Linked DNA regions of Homo sapiens: region 2 is linked to region 1. A link is an interaction called in ENCODE POLR2A ChIA-PET data of the cell type or tissue named here. Cell type or tissue: CD4-positive, alpha-beta T cell. All regions are shown on one strand.

Region 1 (4,000 bases):
TTTCAGAATTATAAAAAAGGTGGAAAAATAGTTAAAAGAATTCCCATATACCCTTCACCCAACTTTCCCAAATATTAGCATCTTAACATTAATACAGTACCATAGTATAATTATCAATATTGGGAAATTATCATTGATCCACCATTATTAACTAAACTACAGACCTTTTTCAACTTTGATAGATTATCCTATTAGTAAGTATCCTTTTTCTGGACTAGGATCCAATCCAGATCTCACATTCCATTTAGTTGTGATATCTCCTTAGCCTCCATTAATCTGGGACAGTTCTTCAATCTGTCTTTCATCATCGTGACACTTTCGAAAAAGTCCATCATAGACTGTCCCTCAGTGTGGGCTTGTCTGTTTCCTCACAATTTAATTCAGGTATGTATTTTTGGCAAGAGTAACACATTAGTGATGTTGTTCTCTCTCAGCACATCATATTGTGGGGTACATGATGTCTGCAGGGGCCCCCCCACTGTAAAGTTACTATTTTTCCCTTTGTAATTAAAAAGTAGTTGACTGGCCGGGCACGGTGGCTCACGCCTGTAATCCCAGCACTTTGGGAGGCCAAGGTGAGTGGATCGCCTGAGGTCAGGAGTTCGAGACCAGCCTAATATGGTGAAACCCTGTCTCTACTAAAAATACAAAAATTAGCTGGGCGTCGTGGCGGGCACCTGTAATCCCAGCTACTCAGGAGGCTGAGGCAGGAGAATCGCTTGAACCCGGGAGGCGGAGCTTGCAGTGAGCCGAGATCGTGCCACTGTACTCCAGGCTGGGTGACAGAGCGAGACTCCATCTCAAAAAAAAAAAAAAAAAAAAAAGTAGGTGATTATGAATTTAAAATAAGGGCATTCCAAGTGGGCTTTCTCCCACCCTGTTCAGTTCCACTGGTGTAGGTATTGAGTAAGTGGAGAGTTGATTTAATATTGTGGTTTATCAAGTGAGCACCTTAAAGCGTAACCTAAAACAGTTGCAGATGTCATTCAAGAGGAGGGTTAACTGCCTCAATAGATTTTTGATGTAGACCAAAACAATCAATTATATTAATAGAAAGAATGTCTGATAGATTTTATATGATCTCAAAGGCGGAAAACAGACCTGATTTTAAAGTTTCACAGGACTAACTTTTATACCCATCTTTAGTGGAAATGCTTCTGGGGACCTCTAAGAAATACTCCTTAATCTGTTTTAGTCACTAAGGATTTATACACAAATGTATTGGAAAATAGCCTTCTGAAATTTAACATGTCCATAAGTAAGGAGGTTCTAGATTTGGAGGTTCTAGATTTTCATTAATGCATCCAATAAATCCTTATTGAACCAATATCTGGACCAAAACCTGAACACCTGGTGTGTGCTACAAGTGATAGAGAAAATTAAAAATATGTCAAGTGTCTAATTAAAACATCCCAGGAACTCTGAAAAGTCAGAAAGCGGAAATATGATTAATTATTCTGAACTTCTGACATAGGAGATGAGCCTAACTAAGCATTTTTCTTACAATAAGATCTAAAACTACTCTGTGGCTTTAGCTGTGTACTCTCAAAGAAATGTAGAGAATAGAGGCCTGAGGTGAGACAGGAAATACACTAGACCACAAGTCAAGAGATCTTGAATCTAAATTTGATTGGGTGGCAACTTGTGTGTCCAAGTCAAGTTGGGATAGCAAAGTGGGTAAGAGCTCATTCTGTGGAGTTACAAAGGCCTGGGTCCCAAATCTAGTCCCTGGGTTTATGGTCTTCTTAATCTATCTAAGCCTCAGTATCCTTATTAGCAGACAGGAAAAGTAAATAGCACTTACATCATAGCCTAGTTGCGAGGCATAAATGAAGAAATGCATGGAGAGTACTTAGTATAATGACTAACACACAGCATACGTTCTAAAAGTGCTAGTACTAATATTTAATCATTTTTATTACTATAATTAATGATTAGTCACCCTTCTGTGCTTAATTTTCCATATCTGTAGAGTGAGGAGAATCAACTAGACTAGAACTTCTCTAGCATGAATACATACATGAAAAAACTATCCCAGACTTCCAGAGTTGTCTTTACCTATTTCTGTTACATAAGCAAACAGCAAACTTGGGGTAAGCTGCTAGTGCAGTTAGATCATAACTATAAATCCAAATAAGCTTAAAATTAAGTTCAAAACACACAGGAAAATCACACTAAGATTTCTAATGAGGTTAGTAGTGACTTTCTGGAATTAAATTCATGCTTTGCCCTGTGAACCTGGTGCTGACCCCCGAGGCCCAGGGTGGTCTGCGTTCACTGCCCTGTTACCTACCGTGCATTTTGCAGCAGTTCAATTCCTCTGCTTTGCTTTCTTTGAACTACTGCTATCTCCGGTGATGTCATTTGGCCTTCACTTTGCACAACTCATTATTCTGTCAGAGCTGGATCTTTCCTCATTCGCCCTTGAAAATTAAGAGAATAACTTGGCCTCAATTCCAGATTCATCTCTTAATGCAGATCCTGTAGCTTTCCTGCTCTAAATCTTCCAGTAGCTCTCCACTGCCTGTCAATATCCTAATATTTAAGATCCTCTCAGACTTACATTCCTAGCCTGACCTACCCAACTTCTTCTCTAGTCAAACTGGAATATCTACTAAGCGCCCCTTTAGAATTTTTTAAGATTTCCTTTGTGGCCCATCTTGGTAAATATTTCAAGTATACTGAAGGGGAATGTGTGTTCTTTATTTATTGGATACAGGGATCTATATATCGATCAGATCAAGTGTATTACTTGGTTTATTGAAATCTCCCATATCCTTAGGAATCTTTTGCTTGCTTGAGCTTTTATTTTCTAAGAGACGTGCTTTTTTTAAAAAAAGGTTCTCATTTTAGAGGTAGATTTATCAATAGCTCCTTGTCATTTTGTCCATTGTTGTTTCTGGTATTTAGAAGTTATGCAGTTAAGTGCAGACAGTCATATGCTGGCACATCACCTTGATGAATCATTTCTTTGTATCCTTAAAAAATAAGCCTATTAGAGTCTACTTTGTCCAGTATTAATATATTGTTTGCCTAGCCTATGGTCAGCTTCCTTGATATGCTGTGGGCTAGAGAATGGATTCTCTAGTCCCTGTTTCAGAGAAAGGGTCTCAATTTTGAGGCTCTCAGATTTATGCAGGCTGTTTTATTTCAGTTCTCTGCTTGCTGCAGACTAGGGAGTTCATCTCCACTTCCCATGTAGGTAGGACAATCCCAGTTCCCCACCCCTAAAAATCAGACCCCCCGTGGACCACCAGGACTTCATCTCCAGCTCACTTCGCTGACATTAAGTTCTTTTTCTTCTCCCAACATCAGGGATTTCCTTTTCTGTTCATCTCAGCTACATATTTTATCTGGCATTCCTATGTATTTTGGGTGGACAAGAGGCCATCCACATCAGCACTACTGGTCACATAGACTGAAAATGCTAGCATTGATTTCTAACTAACTAAACAAACTATACATGCTTGAATGTAAAATGACTTTGTTTACATTATATATATATATATGTATGTATATGTGTGTATGTATATAAAGAGCACAAGAACCATTTTAGAGTGATTTAGCAACAAATCAGTTATATGTCACAAATCAGTAATATGTAACAGTAATGAGTATGGTACTACCTTTATACAATCAACTTTTGAATTATCATTGAGAAAAAATAGTAGTTGACATTTATTGAACATTTTCAGTGATCCAGGAACTGTGTTGAAGCATTTTCAGGATTTTCTCATTTAATTTTCACAACTCTGTTTGGGGTAGGTGCCATTATTGCCTCAATTTTACAGATGTGGAAACTAAGACTTAAAGGGTTAACTTGACCAAAGTCATATAACTGGTAAATGGTGCTGTCATATTCAAACCAGGTCTATCTAACTTTAGGGCTCACATATGTAACCACTTCATATTTCATCTTACACAGCTTCAGTAGGCAAACGGGGCATATTGAGTATCCATAGTATCTCTTTAAAATCATTAGGGATCTCTTAAAAATCAT
Region 2 (4,000 bases), 490 kb after region 1:
CTGTTATAGGAGCCAAGGGAAAATTTCCCCTTCACCCTCTGAAAGTTTGCTGAAAATCACTAATCACTGGCAAGCGGCAGATTAATTGGAGAAAAGGCATCAAAATTTATTAACATGTACGTGGAAGCCTCCAGAGTGAAGACCCAAAGATACAGGGGAAATTGTCCATTTTTATGCTTACAAAGTATGGACAGCCATGTAGAAATATGATTGGACAAAAAGAGTATGATCTCATGTTAATAGACTGAGTGAGGAAACCCAGCAGGGCCTGTTTGTCTGGATTCTTCTTGGGCTCTCTGAGGATCATTCCTTCCTTCTGGGCGTGGGGCAGGACCCTCTTTGCGATGGGGGGTCTTATGGCCTACTGTCAAACAAGAGAAGTCAGATCATTTCTTTATGGCCAGTTTTTACACAGAAAGGCCGAGGGAAAGTTCCAGTAATATTTTGAGGTTTTAAAGGGGTTTTGGTTTCTATGACCAGCTTTGGGGAAGATTCAAATTTGTAAGGCTCCCTTCCTTGGGAGAATGGGACCGAGGGGCAGGAGGGCAGGAGAGGTCAGAGAAAAACTTTTGCTTCTGAGACCTTCATTTTGGGGTATTGTTTTCTGATTCCCAATGCTATCAATCATGCTTAAGCAACTCTCCAAAGGCCAGTTTTCTGATTCTCTGCTGAAGAGAATAATACTGAATAAAACTTGATTATAAACAGTCACAGTGAACCCTTGAGTGAATGTGAGAAACAATAAATTGTCTTCCATTGCATCAAATCCATTCACCAGCACTTGGCTCACTATGCTAATCACTCCAACTCCAGAATTAAATGTCTTATTATTTATCATTTTATTTGAATTTGTTTCATGGAGTATATTGATTTTTTTTTTTTTTTTTTTTTTTTGAGACAGAGTCTCGCTCTGTCGCCCAGGCTGGAGTGCAGAGGTGTGATCTTGGCTTACTGCAGCCTCTGCCTCCCAGGATCAAGTGATTCTCCTGCCTCAGCCTCCTGAGTAGCTGGGACTACAGGCGCCTGCCACCACACCTGGATAGTTTTTGTATTTTTAGTAGAGACGAGATTTCACCATGTTGGCCAGGCTGCTCTCTAATTCCTGACCCCCAGGGATCTGCCCGCCTTGGCCTCCCAAAATACTGGTATTACAGGCGTGAGCCACTGCTCCCAACCATATATTCCTTATTTGAATGTTAGCTGGAAAATGGAATTTAAACACCTTAAAACATGGTTATTGATTATTTAGAGACAAGTCTCCAGCTCAAATGTTAAACTGCATGAGAGAAAAATGAAGTGCTATGCTTTCAGATGCTTAACCATGTAAATATTTTGAAGTTTATTTTCTTTTTAAATAATTTAACAGCTTCTTAAATCTACAATTATTTTTAGGCTCTGAATTGCTTTCTATCAGCTCGAAAATAATTGTGCTTTTCTCATCTTTTGTAACTGGAATTTCACCAGGCTGGTCATCTGAGTTTATATTTTTTATACTATATATACTTGAATACATTTTTGTTAGAGTTTTATAGTTTAATGCAAGAAAAAATGGGAAATTGCTTAAGCATGATTTTCTATTCAAAGTAGAATTTGGAGGGAATGATTCCCAAAATTCTTACATGTTTTGGAAAGGACGGATTTAGTGTACATTGGTAGGGTGTTACTTAAAATGAAACTGGGAAAATTGAAATATACAGAGTAAGGATTTGATACTTACATTTTGTTTTGTCATTGAAAAATGAATATGATTGCTATTAATTTCTTTGTAGATTTGCACAAAGGGCAAAGTTCACATATTTAAGTATCTGAGCATACAAGCATGCCAGATTAAGACAGCTGACTCCCTTTATCTCCACACCATGGAGAGGCCACATTTACACCAGCACGTGGAAGATGGGTGAGTCATGCCCTCATTCAAAGCCCCAGTTTAAAATTTGCCTAGGCCAAGGCCCTCCAGGTAGCTGACTTCAAAATCTGTTTGTTTTAAGTCACCATGGTATCTGCAGAAAACAAAGCAAAACAGAACAATTTGGTTTAATCACCTAATTTGTATTTAAAACAAGAAGTTGAGAAACTATTGGGATATGAAAGAAAAAACTGCTGCTATTGAGAATATTTTGGTATATCTCAAATATCATCTGTCTCCTAATCAATAATCAGTTCTTCCTGAGTAAATATGTGCATACTTATAAATAAGATCTAGAATACAAATGTGAATATTTTTTACTTATCAAAATAACTATATTGAGCCCAGACATGCCTTTTTAGCAATTATTAATGTTGAATATGCCTCCAGAACAATGTTAAGAAAAAAATGAAGGCTTTATTTTTGGTCTTTTAAAAATGCAGTATGTGTAGTTTTGTCGCCACTTCCTGTTTCAAATGGAAAAGTTAGAACCCTTTCACACATCCTAGAGCTTCTTGTGGCATAAATCAAGCCTTGAGCTTCCAAAAAACAACATTCTCACACTGAACACAGTTATAGAAATGCAGGTTCTTTTTAAGAAGTCTTCACTGCAGAAATCTTTTCCTTCACTTTTTGCTACATAAGTAAATTTAAAATTTTGGACTACTCTAATGTTACTTTTATATAATGCTTAAAATATGTACACTGTTTTATGTACTTAATCCCTGGATAAAAATTTACAGAATTATTGAAAGTAACCACATTTCATAACATAAGGGGTAAAAGCAGTTATGTGGTTTATTAATTTTTTATATGCTAGATGCAGTAAAATAAGAACATTGGTAACTATTTTTAAGAAACACCTTGACATCTAAGAGCAAGCCACTTGATTAGAGCATAAATCCATGAAACCCCGAACACAAAGAATTTTATCTTATCCTGTGTTTAGACTGTGCTACTGTCTGATTTTCATTAGGTCCATGTCTTAATATTCTTTAATACTAGACTGATTTGTTGCCTTATGGTAATAATAAAAATTTGCGTAGCAAAATTATTATTAGAATATAAATTGATGTTTCTTGGTGTGAACTTTGTGATTTTAATCTTTTTTAAATGAATTCAATATTGATGGCATCTATCTCAGCAAGAAGGATTCTGATTCGGGAGTTGGAAGTGATAATGGAGATAAGCGATTATCTGCCACCGAGGTAAAGTTAGTGATCAGATTCTTTTCCTTCTGTACTTCTAGACATATCTACCAGTGTTCATTGAACTCCTTTCTGTTAAAGGGCATCGATTCATTTGTATATTCATGTGATATTCGTAAAAGTGATTTGTATATTCATGTGATTTGAAATCCTCGAAGTGTTATATAAATATTAGCTGTTGTTACTTATTCTGCATCTTTAATATCTTTAATATTTTGTAAATGCCTCAAGAGTGGAGTCTGTATCTTCTCCTCTCCTACACATTATCTAAAATATTATTGAGTGCTCAATAAATATTACAAAATGGCTAAGTAGTACGCAAGTGCCCGTGAAGCACTTTTATACATACGCTTATTTTTCAGTAATAGAGTAATTTAGAAAAACATTGTTATACATATGCGTAAATGTTAAGGAATCAACTGTACATTTTATTTTAATAGTTGATCCACAGGAAATGCATTTATGAGTAGCTATAGTTTTTATAACAATGTTTGTTTTCCTCAGACTCTTAGATTGTGTTCTGTTCTGTTCTGTTCAGTTAATTGGATACAAGTTTGGTTACTTGCAAGCTAACAGGCCTCACACATTAGAACTTCCTATAGTGGTTATAAATCATGCTTTGATAACTGATTTATTATCTCACATGTAGTCTATTAGAGTCCCCAAAATCTAACACTAATGTATCATTAAATGGAGCTTCTTGGCCTCAGGGATCTAGAAAGGAGTGGTAGGAAAAGTATCAGGTGCTCTTCTTTTTTTGAGGGAAGTTACTTTCTGTAGTTACTAAGTTAACATTATAATACTGTGAAATTGCAGTTAATAGGCCAGTCACCCCATCAAAGAAACTCACATTTTTTTCTATGTATGACTCCAGGAAAAAAACCTT

Evidence for each region. ChIA-PET counts read pairs that join two places held together with the same protein. Peaks named below come from ENCODE experiments on the same cell type or tissue, not always from the same donor. Only the 100,000 strongest peaks of a DNase experiment are listed, where the experiment ranks them.
Region 2: POLR2A ChIA-PET joins it to region 1 with 5 read pairs; 1 of 35 experiments calls an interaction of 5 or more read pairs at or near these places.

Annotation. Positions count from the first base shown.
Region 1 is chr13:46,200,808-46,204,807 of GRCh38, forward strand. It overlaps LOC107984578 (a long non-coding RNA gene), which reads right to left. Exons shown (of 4, transcript XR_001749863.3): 2 at 2,294-2,423. Among named protein-coding and RNA genes, the nearest start is that of LRRC63, 9.1 kb to the right of the region's middle. In CD4-positive, alpha-beta T cell, no CTCF peak of the experiment used is centred here; a DNase peak (open chromatin) is centred at 1,584; H3K27ac peaks cover 523 bases.
Region 2 is chr13:46,686,083-46,690,082 of GRCh38, forward strand. It overlaps LRCH1 (leucine rich repeats and calponin homology domain containing 1), which reads left to right. Exons shown (of 20, transcript NM_001164211.2): 6 at 1,770-1,897; 7 at 3,051-3,114. Among named protein-coding and RNA genes, the nearest start is that of ESD, 110 kb to the right of the region's middle. In CD4-positive, alpha-beta T cell, no CTCF peak of the experiment used is centred here; a DNase peak (open chromatin) is centred at 1,909.